Linked DNA regions of Mus musculus: region 2 is linked to region 1. Evidence: chromatin contacts called from ENCODE Hi-C data. All regions are on one chromosome and are shown on one strand. The core of a region is the stretch at or near the end of the contact, and the rest is flanking DNA. Distances in the headings are between cores, read along the strand shown.

The links. Hi-C counts contacts between places; a loop is a spot of excess contacts on that map.
Region 2: a loop to region 1 is called in a map of gastrocnemius, with 4 times the contacts of the local background. The contact joins the promoter of Mboat7 here to the promoter of Epn1 in region 1. A Hi-C loop is called at or near these places in 2 of 37 maps with a recorded cell type or tissue (T-helper 17 cell and gastrocnemius).

Annotation. Positions count from the first base shown.
Region 1 is chr7:5,078,258-5,083,401 of GRCm38, forward strand. Epn1 (epsin 1) reads left to right here and starts at 1,978. Exons shown (of 12, transcript NM_010147.4): 1 at 1,978-2,220; 2 at 3,761-3,864. U2af2 (U2 small nuclear ribonucleoprotein auxiliary factor (U2AF) 2) reads left to right here. Exons shown (of 12, transcript NM_133671.3): 12 at 925-1,688. The coding sequence ends at 1,059.
Region 2 is chr7:3,690,342-3,696,180 of GRCm38, forward strand. Mboat7 (membrane bound O-acyltransferase domain containing 7) reads right to left here and starts at 2,645. Exons shown (of 8, transcript NM_029934.4): 1 at 2,400-2,645; 2 at 1,699-1,777; 3 at 1,465-1,594; 4 at 921-1,047. The coding sequence starts at 1,774. Tsen34 (tRNA splicing endonuclease subunit 34) reads left to right here and starts at 3,269. Exons shown (of 5, transcript NM_001164204.1): 1 at 3,269-3,548; 2 at 4,257-4,503; 3 at 4,637-4,886; 4 at 5,011-5,280. The coding sequence starts at 4,261.

The DNA.
Region 1 (5,144 bases), core at 728-3,227:
TCTCTAAAATGTCTTGTTTCAGTAAGGTCCAAATCCTGATTTTGGTTGCAGTTTCTTTTTAACAGATTTTTTAAAAAGATTTATTTAATGTATGTGAGTACACTGTCGCTGCCAGACCCACCTGAAAACGTCATCGGATCCCATTAGAGATGGTTGTGAGCCACTGTGTGGTTGCTGTGAATTGAACTCAGAACCGCTGGAAGAGCAGTCAGTGCTCTTAACTGTTGAGCCCTCTCTCTCCAGCCCCTTTTAACTCACTTGTTTTTGTTTTTGTGCAAGCATAGGACAGTGTTTTGGGAAGGAGTCGGGTTGAATGCAGGATGCCGGAATTGTAGGGCCATTTTGCTGGCCCCATAAAGTTTCTATCACTTTTATCTCATATTCTCTCCACTCTCTTCTGAAGTCAACTGGTTTGTTAAAGTAGTGCGGTAGTCATGCAGTTCCCATGTTAGGGGACCTTCATTGTAATCATTTCCTTTAAGGTGATTGAGTGGTTCAAGCAGGCTTGTCAACATGGATAGATGAACCTGTTTTAATTCAGGTTGGGCTTGAGTCCTAATTTCTGAGCTTTCCTTACCTTGTCTGTGGGGAGAACATGACAGTTGTGGCTTGGGGAACACTGTAGGGTGCATGATGCAGAAGTGACCCCTTCTCTCCTCTGGGGTCTTGCCTCTGGCCACTGCCCCGTGTACTTAAGTGACTCAGGCCTGCCTGGTTTTCTTCATTTCTGTGATGTCTCGCTTCTGTGCCTTGTTCTTGGGTACTGGAGAACGTTTGGGTAAACACCCTCATACTGAACTGAAGTCCTCTGTGCAGTGTGGTGAGGTGTTCTCTCATTTCCTGTGCTGATTCTGTACTTTAAATGAATGCTGAGTAGATGCTAGGAGCCAACCTTGTTCACAGATATGCCTCTTGTTCCTACAGATCTTCGTGGAGTTCACCTCTGTGTTTGACTGCCAGAAAGCCATGCAGGGTCTAACCGGTCGCAAGTTCGCCAACAGAGTGGTGGTCACAAAATACTGTGACCCTGATTCTTACCACCGTCGGGACTTCTGGTAGAGGTGGCTGGGGGAGGGTGGGGGCAGGGCTGGCTGGGGACTTTCCCCCCACCTGTCCCCTCCTCCTTTCCCCCCTCTTGAAGAAGATGGGCAGAGGAGTGACAGCCGAATGACAGCCGGCAGCAACTGGAATGGCAGCAATTAAGGGGGGTGGGGGGTGGGGGGCTAGGGCAGGAAGGGGACTGGGCAAGTGCACACAGGCCCACACAGACACATGCACCCACACAGACACAGAGGGAACGGGCTGGGATGGGGACTGTGTGCACAGCAGGGCGGGTAGGACCTCCACAGCCCCTTCCCAAACAGCCTCTTATCCCTTACACCCCTTTCCTCCTCTCTTCCCCCATGGTAGGAACATAGCGTGTTTATATTTTATGGCCAAACTATTTTGAATTTTGTTGTCTGGCCCTCAGTGCCCTGCCCTCTCCCTTTGCAGGACCACAGCTCCCGTCCTTTGGCTTCTGGTCCTTCCTGTTCTCCACCCTGGTTTCTTAAGTAGTTGGTTCTTCTCCTTAGTCTTCCTGACTCAACCCGTGGTCTCTGTCCCGCTCCCCCTCTCTGTGGCAGTTTCATATTTGCTAATACGAATTTGCTCATTAAACATTTTGTTGTATTTTACTTTATGGATCCTCATCTGTGTCCAGTGTGTCCGCCCGTCTCTTTCGGCCGAGGGTGTGGAGGGTGGCACCCAGGGAAGGAGGCAGGCCTGAGGGTCCCGCGAGGGTAGCCACAGTGGAGGCTTCAAGGCTTGGACCTTTACGCGTCTCCACTGCTGCGTAGATGCGGAAGTGACGCAAGGGCATAAGGACGCGCAGTCCCGTGCGCCGGAAATGGTGCCGGGGTGGGTTTGGTCGCGGAAGTGGAGGCTGCCGGGCGAAGTGCAGAGGGCGGGGCACGTGAGTTCATTTCCGCTTCCGGTCCGCTGCCACCTTCGGTTGCTTCCCGTCCGCTCGGCGGCTCCCCTCCCCCGCCCGGCTCTCTGCGCCCCTCCCGGGCGCCGGGGCGGCGGGGCCGTCGCTGTGCGGCCCTCCGTGCGTCTGTGCGTGCGCACGTGCGCACTTCTGCTTCCCGCAGCTCGGCGCGCGCCCCGCGACACCGAGGCCGAGCGGGGGCAGGGGGCTGACCGTCATGACCCCTGGAAGCCCGGTATAAGCGGGCCGAGGTGAGCGAGGGGCGCAATGCTGGCCTCCGTCGCGGCAAGTCCGGTGTTCCGGCCTGGGCCGTGGCGCGCGCGGGTCCAGCCAGCCTCGGAGCCGGTGTTCCAGCCGCTGATGGCTTGTGGCTGCTTTTGTACCGCTGTGCCCGGGTCGGGTTTGCCTGCCGGTGTGTGTCTTTTTTTGGGATTGTCAGTGTCCCCGTCTCGCGTGGCCCTGCTGTCTGTGTTGCTCTGCTTCTGTGTTTCTGTGTTTGTACAAAAGGGCTTGGAGATCCGAGTGCTGTTTGTGTCTTGGATTGCTCCGTGTTCCTGTCAGGATGCATGCAATGCTTGTATTTTCTGGGTTTCTGTGTCTTCATTTCCCCAGACTGGTCTCCCTCTTGGTGCATTATTTCTCTCCGGGTCATTGCTGTCGTCCCCAGGCCCAAAATTCCTTTCTAGGAACCCACTGCTTTTGCTTAGGATGTGCTTCCCAGGTTTCTGAGTCTCTGGTGTTCTGACAAGAGCTCTGGCTGTGGATTCCAAAGCCCCCGCTGCTTGCCTTGGTCTTCAGTTTTCCTAGTCTTCTAAACGGAAGCATTCATAATTCCTGCACCACAGGGTCTCTGCGCATTGGAGTGGTCCTGGTAAAGTGCCTTACAGTGTCTGGCCTGGAGTTAAGCATGTGATTATTAGTAGCTCTAGTTACTAGAGATTTTGTCTCGCTTAGTATTTGATACCAGGTTTTTGAGTCCCCCTTGGGGACTCACTATATTGTTTGTACTGTTTAATAAGAAATTCTAAATTAACTGTGGAAAATGGCCCCATTTTCAGCAGCATTTGTGAGATTTAGTATGTTTTTTTTGAACATGCTTGAAGTAGGTAGTTGGTGTTAGGATAGTGCGTCTTTAGATGCCACCCTTTTGGAAATGTTTTTTCTGATAATAATAGCAGCCAGGAGTACCGAGCGCCTACTATCTGTGGGGCACAGAACCAAGTTCTTTATGTACCCGTCTTATTTAATCAGCAAGCTTGCCGGGCAGCACCCCTCCCTTTGTTACACAGTTAGGTGAACTGAGTCACAGGGTTGTTTTGCTGGTTGCTTATGTGGCCGGGATTTGAGTGCAAATTTTGTGTTCTTTTAAGTTATATCTCTTCCCACCCCCCCCCAGCCCTGGGTGTCATGTGTGTGTTTTGTTTCAGGGTCCCTGTCTTTCTGTCCTCCCTGTCCTCCTGCCTCGCTGTATTGCTTTCTTTTTGCCCGAGTTTTGGTGTGTCTCTTCTCTTCTCTTCTCTTCTCTTCTCTTCTCTTCTCTTCTCTTCTCTTCTCTCTCTCCCCCCCTCCCTCTTTCTCTCCCTTTCTCCCTCCCTTTCTCTCCCCTCCCCCAGTCTCCTTATGTTTGTCATATGTTTGTCTTCTGGTGTCTGTCCAGGCCTGACTTGGGACCCAGCTGCTTTTTTTTTTTTTTTTTCTTTGCCTAGTTATGCCTGTTTGCAGGTGCTCCATTTTCTGGCCTGAATTCAAGGTAAAGAGCAGCCTTTCCTATTCTCCTATGTCTTCCTTCAGGTTGGATCATGGTAGGGCTCAGTAAATCTCCCTCCATGGCTTGTTGGAGAGGCACAGACTGGTGATCGGAGTCTACTCTGGACCCAGGCTGCTCCAGTTGTGAGGTGTGTGTCCCTGGGCAAGGTGCTAATGTGCCCTTGTTCCCTCCTGTGTAAAGTGGCTGTGAGTCATGGATTTGTAAGGATTGAGTTGATAGCGCAAAGGACTTAATGGGTGCCTAGAAGGATGTAAAGGTTGTGGAAGTGCTTGTTAATATTCCCCTCATTTGCTTGATTTCTGCCCTTGATGCTTTCTGACAGCTGGTCACAGCACAGGTTAGTTTATTTAGGTTAATTTAAAAGCATGAGTTTAATGGCACACACCTTTAACTCCGTACTTGGGAGGGGAGGGACACATGGATTTAGCTCTTCAAGTTCCAGGACAGTCAAGGCCATGTAGAGAGATGTTGTGTCACCCCCTCCCCCCAACCCACAAAAAAATGAGTTTATACAGGTAATATGGGTTTGATTGTTGAGTCTGCTTTTGCATTTATGATATGACCTTGACCAAGTTATTAAACTTCCATGAGGCCATTGTCTACATTCATTGTTAGATGATATGTGCCTCGTGGCACAGTTGGTATCCATTAGTGGGGACTCCTACATTTCTTATCTCTCTGCTCCCTTGAGCTTCCCTCCCTACCCTCTGGACACCTAGTCCCCTGGGCACCCCCACTCCCCAGTCTCCCACTGCCTCAGGCTATCTCCTCTGTCTCCCTACCATTTTTTTAAATCCCATCATTGGCCTCTTTTGCCATGACTCCTGTCCCAGGGTTGTTTGCTTCTCTCTTTCTTTCTTTCTTTCTTTCTTCCTTCCTTCCTTCCTTCCTTCCTTCCTTCCTTCCTTCCTTCCTTCCTTCCTTTCTTTCTTTCTTTCTTTCTTTCTTTCTTTCTTTCTTTCTTTCTTTCTTTCTTTCTTTCTTTCTTTCTCAATTTCCTTCCTGCACTGTTGATTGAATGGTTTTTCCCAGCCAGCTTCTTTGTAGAGAAAACCAAACAAATATCCTTTCTATCACTGTGGGTCTTAGGTCAACCATAGTTTCCGAATCAGACAAACAGCTTTAAAAATCACAAGAATCCACTCACAGCAACCCCTCTGGGAACAGTGACAATGACATTTGAGTTCGTGTAAGCAGCACCCTGGGGATGTGTGGCAAATCTGGTGAGGAAGGAGGAAGAGTTTGTTAGCAGGACGGGACGGGGTGCCCCCTGAGAGCTGGCTGGCTTCTACTGCAACCTGTGTAGTAGACCCTTATCACATGTGCAACACTTCACTTTGTCCCAGAGAAATCCAAGGTCTAATGGCTTTTCCTGTTAAGATGTGGCTAAGTTAGAGTATGGACTCA
Region 2 (5,839 bases), core at 1,395-3,894, 1.4 Mb before region 1:
ACGTGTTATTCAGAAAGTGCGTGGACGTGGCAAGCATAGTTTGCAATGCCCAGCCTGTTCCTATCTACATGTGTAGGTTCGTACACACCCAAAAGGCACTTCTTCCAATGCACAGCTGACCAATCTCTGCCTAATGTTGTGTCTGCCATAAGAACAAAGATGTCTGGAGAAACCAGTTCTCCACCTGGCTGGACTGTCCATGGCTACGTTGCTGGAGCCTAGAACATAGCAAGAGCTCACGACTGTTGTAGTCTGGGCTAGGCACTGAGGACCACTCACTTCTTGCCCTTTTCTTAGGTGATTAAGATTCAGACCCATGGCTAAGAATGTAGTTCATTTGGTCAAGTGCTTGCCTAGTGTGTTGAGGTCCTTGGCTCGAGTCCCCAGAACCATAATAAACCAAGCACAGTGGTGCAAGCCTACAATTCTGGCACTCGGGAGCTGGAGGCAGAATCAAAAGTTCAGTGTCTTCTTTGTTTGAGACCAACATAGGGTGCTACACGAGCCTCTGTTTCAAAAATGAAAAACCAAACCTGCACTTTGTCCCAGCTTTGAGCCCTTGGGCCGGATACCTTCTCTATAGAGTAATTTTCCTCCTTGGAGGACGGTTTGCTACAGACTCAAGAAGAGCATGTTAGCAAAACACACTGGGGAGGAAGATTCTAGGTGTGCCAAATGGCTTGTGATAGAGCACTCAGGTTATCTCCTTATCCTGCAATGAGTGGAGAGGTGAAGACTTGCTCCAGAGGATGTGGGAGGTGAACTCTGTCCCCAGGGAGAAATGAAGTCCCAAGCTTAGGGTTTGTGAAAGATAAAACTCCACAGCCCTCCCCCTACTATGAGAAAGTCTGGGAGGAGAAAGCAAGGAGGCTCCCCAGCTCCCAGGGAGACTAAAAGAAGTAGTGTTCGCCAAGTCTCACCTTCAGTGTCAACAGCAGCTGGACAGCATTGGTGAAGGGCGTGGGAGTGGGCAGGCCCAGCAGGCTGAGGGCTCGGAAGAAGAGGAGATAGGAGAAGGTCCAGGCAAGAGCCAGGGCATGGCAGGAGCTAGGACAGAGGTGGGAAGTCATAATGTTGGGTACAGGGACCTTAGCCTCTGTTTCCTTCTCCTGAGATACCCACCCCCGCCCCTGCCCACATTCAGACAGAGAAGAAGAGGTGAGAAGACTGGTGAGTAACAGAGACAGAAGAGGCACAGCCAGAGATAAGAAAAGAATGACCGGCATTAAGAGAAGCTTCTGGAAGAAGGAAGGCACTTCAGCCAGAGCTCAGCCTGACTGGACTATGGAAGTCAGTCTGCCACATGGATACTGAGGACTGGGGCAAAGACACAAGGTGGGAAGAAAGATGGCCAAGGCATAGCGACACACAGTAAGATTAAAGGAGAAGAAATAGAAGACTCGAAGAGGAAACAGACTGCTGCTTCTCTGCATCCTTCTTCCTTTCTCACCACCTAGTTCTCACCAGGGCTGGGCCTGAATGAGGGCCCAGGTTCCCAAGATGGTGATCAGAGAATGCAAACTGTGGGGGCCACAGGTGAATAAGGTGAGCCCCAGGCCCACAGCTGCTGCCCCCCATCTCTTCAGCCCAGGTCCTGAAAGGAAAAGGTAAAGTATAAGCCTAGAACCTTCGGGAGGGGTGATTCCCCACCCCAGCTCCCTCACCCTAATTTTCCACTAGACAAGGAACCTGACTCACCAGCTTTCTTAAAGAGGAAGCCAACAGGGATGGAGATAAGAAGGACCATTAGATATGTCCATTCTTCGGGTGTCATGGTCTGGGGGAGGAAGGACTCACAGTGAGAACCAGTATTCCAGTCCCTTCCTCTTTTGAAGACAGTAGAATCCCCTTTGAGAACCCAGGCCTCCAGCTCACTCCTCCTTCCAGGACCCAAGAATTAAGCCCCCACCCCACCCCTTTGCCAATGTTGAAATCAAAAGTACTTCTACTTCCATTTATGACCCACACCTTCCGGCCAGAAAAACAATCCTTCACAACACCCCTCTTCTCTGAGAGCCCAGGAATCTGTATCATCCTCACCCTCCTGAGTACATTGGAGCCCTTCTGGGTCCCCAATTTCCTCTGCGTCTTACAGGACCCAGTACTCCCACTCCCGCCCAGCTCGGAGAAGCCCAGCATTTAGCATCCTGTTTTCTAAGCTCTGAGCTCTGGGCTCCTCTTTAACCCGTACCTCGGAGAGAAGGCAATGACCCTGTACGATCTGCAAGCACCTTTCGTAGCCCAGCCCCGCGCAGCGAAGGCCAGCGTGTATCCGATTCTGCCTCGGCAGATCCACAGGCGGTTACGCCACCCAGCCCGGCCACGCTCTGGGCGCTGTCCCCGCACCCCGCCACCCTACGATCTTCGTGACGCCGCCATGCAACCCAACCTGGGCCCACCTGAACCGTCCGTGGGCCAGAAGACTGCGGAGCTCCTTTTCGAGGCCGCCTCGGCTCGCGCCACGCCTCCCCAGCTCAGCACGCCCCCGCACTGCCCGTTCTGGAGGGCGCCGGCAGGGCTGCGCGGTCCAGGCCCCGAGAGCCGCGGCTGTACGAGTTACAGCACCGCAAGAAAGGTACCCAGAACACCAGTCTGCCGCAAGATGCCTGTCGCGATCTTTCTAGGAGGTCCCCGGGCAAAGAGCTGCCAGTACGTGAAGGGGCGGGGTTTCGGGTCAGAGAGGCGGGGCCAAGATCTTCGAGTCCCGTTGAGACTTGAGGAGGAGGGACCTGGAGCTCAGAGACAGACTTTCAGCTTCGGATTCCTTCGGGCACACTCGGTCATTCAAGCCCTCGGCATGGAGTGCCACAGCTTCGGCTTACTTCGGGGATAGCCGAATTCCAAAGTCACGGCTCGGAATTAGATGCGTTTACAAACTCGGCCGGATGTAGGCGGGACCACACACTTCGGCTTGATTCGGAAATAATCGGGTCCAAAAGTCGTTGTGTAGTGTTAGGCGGGCTCAAGAACGCAGAACGAAGTAGGCGGGACCGCATGCTTCGGCTTACTTCGGAGATAGTCGGAATCAGCCGGGGTCCGAGAGTCAAAGAACCACGGGGTGTGGGCGGGATCGCATATTTGGACTTACTTCAGATAGCTGAATGCTTTTTCAGGTCACGGTCAAATGATATTGAGGGCAGCCGTTTTGGCCTAACTTTGGAAATAATCAGTAGACTTAACAGGCTGAGCTAATAGTCTTGAGGGAGGAAGGCGGAGCCACAGAAGACCGGAAAACGGCGAAGGGGCGGGGCCGACATGACTGGTGGATTTGGGGGCGAGGCCAGAGCAATGACCCTCAAGGTCCCATTTGTGCAGACCGGAGTGGCAGTGAGGGCTTTCTTGGCTTTTCCGCTTTGCTGACCTGACGGGATGACGGAGGACGCGCTACGTAGGGCCAGCTCCGCCTTAGCCGAGAGTTGGTGTTGGCTAGGGGTTGACTTATTGCCTCTGCCTGAGGACAGTACGACAGATTGAAAGGGAGCCACGACGCACACTGCACCTCGAGTGCGACTGTGGATTCAATCGTAATTGTGAACTCCTTAAATTGGGTAGGAAGTGGGCGGGGCCACAGCTGGAAGAACGATGGGATCTGGCTAGGGTCGAATGCTGAACCTTTTGCAACTTAGAGGGGGTGGCTGATTCTACTGAGCCGAGATCTCCCGCATGCGTTCGGGAATAGAGTCGAGATCTTCCGAAGGCTGAAACGCTTGCGTTCGGGTAGGCAGGACTCCCGATTGAGCCGAATTTAGGATGCTGGAACATCGAACAGCTGGCGCAAGACAGGACTGGGTTTCTTTTAAAGTCCGACTCAGAATAGGCGGGAAAGGCGAATCTGGGCACTTCGAAAGGGGAGGGGCTGGGCTCCAAGTATTTAGAAGAGGGTGTGGCTTGAGCAAACCACCCTACATTGAGGTTCTGAGATTTGACGGACGCATAAGAAGACACCCACTTTGCAAAAAGGGCGGTGCACCACTATGGCGGGAGGTCTCTCTGAGGGGACGAGAGATGGTGGTACGCTTTGGCAGAGAAGATGGTCACCTGGAGCTGAGGGGGAGCGGAACGGTGGGACCTGGGTGAGGGGCGTGGTCTTAACTGGTCCCTGGGTAGATCTTGGCTGGGGGGCGGGGGGGGGCAGGTGGCAACCCCAGCCCCGCCCCTTGGGGGGTGAGGGGCGGGGTCTTGCGCTGAGGGCGTGGAAGACTTCAGTCGGGTCGGTGGGGCTGTTTGGGTGACCGCGACGCACCCCCACTCCGCAGGAAGATGCTGGTGGTGGAGGTCGCAAATGGCCGCTCGCTGGTGTGGGGAGCCGAGGCCGTGCAGGCGCTGCGGGAGCGTCTGGGAGTCGGGGGACGCACGGTGGGCGCCCTGCCCCGCGGGCCCCGCCAGAACTCGCGCCTGGGCCTTCCGCTTCTGCTGCTGCCTGAAGAAGCCCGGCTCCTGGCCGAGATAGGCGCGGTGACCCTAGTCAGCGCCCCGCGCCCGGACCCCCGCAACCATGGCTTGGTAAGAAACGAAAGGCCCTGATAGTGGGAAGGCCTGGGAGGGCCTGTTGGAAGGTTGTAAACTGGTCAGAATTCCTGTCTTCCTAAGGGACTGCAGGATGTGTCTTGGGGTTCCAGTTAAGTTTACTTCTCAGGCCCTAGCATCGTTCAAACGCCAGCAAGAGCAGAGTTTCCAGGATCAGAACACTTTGGCAGCCGAGGCCCGGGAGACCCGGCGTCAGGAGCTTCTAGAGAAGATCGTAGAGGGCCAGGCTGCCAAGAAGCAGAAGCTGGAACAGGATTCAGGGGCAGATGAAGGAGGCCAAGAAGCCGGTGGAAGTGAGGCTACCCAAGGGAGTGAGACCAGTGATGATGGCCAGCCTTCTGCGGAGCAGGAGGGAGCAGGTGAGATTTTAGGATTTAGAGTTAAAATTTGGGGCAGGAGGGAGGGAAACTTTGGAGAATTTTAGTTGGATTTTTCTGGCGCTAAGGAGACCTTGTGGACTCAGTAAATTCTTTTTGCTCCCAGCCCCATCCCTAGATTCTTCATCTCCCCAACCAGGACCTTCAAATGGGGTGACTCCCTTGCCCAGATCAGCCCTGCTTATCCAGCTGGCCACTGCCAGGCCTCGGCCTGTAAAAGCTAAGCCTCTGGACTGGCGTGTGCAGTCCAAAGACTGGCCCCATGCTGGCCGTCCTGCCCACGAGCTGCGCTACAGCATCTACCGAGACCTGTGGGAGAGAGGTTTCTTCCTCAGCGCAGCAGGGAAGTTTGGTGGTGACTTCCTGGTCTATCCTGGTGAGTTTGGGGGGACTCTGGTGGCTGTACCTTTTCTAATGGTCTTTATTTGTTGTGCATTTTCTTTTTTTTGTCCCATTTCTTCTCCCAGGGGACCTAAAACAGGACAACAAATATGCCAGAATTCTCTTGAACTCATGGAGGGTAGTCTTGTCAAACACAGGTTCTCTTCCCGGAGCCAAAATTAGCTTGGAATTTGCTATACCTCACAGGTTAGCCTTGGAATTCGAGGTCTTCCTTCCTCTACCTCCCGAGTGCTGGAATTGCAGGCATGAGTCACAACACCTGGCTTAATGTAGGAACTTTTCATAAATACTGTCTGTGATCTAGAAATTGATTTAGAAATCCTTACTTACATGCACAAAACATATGAGCGCATTCACTGCAGGATTCTTTATAGAATTGAAAGATTAAAAGTAGGGAAGTTACTGATGATAAGTTAGGAAGAAAACATAGTAATTAAGCTGGAAGAAATGGTGTATGCCTTTAGTCCCAGCCAAGCTGCATAGTGAGACAGCCTCAAAACAAAAGCCAGAAAAACAACAACAACAACAACAAC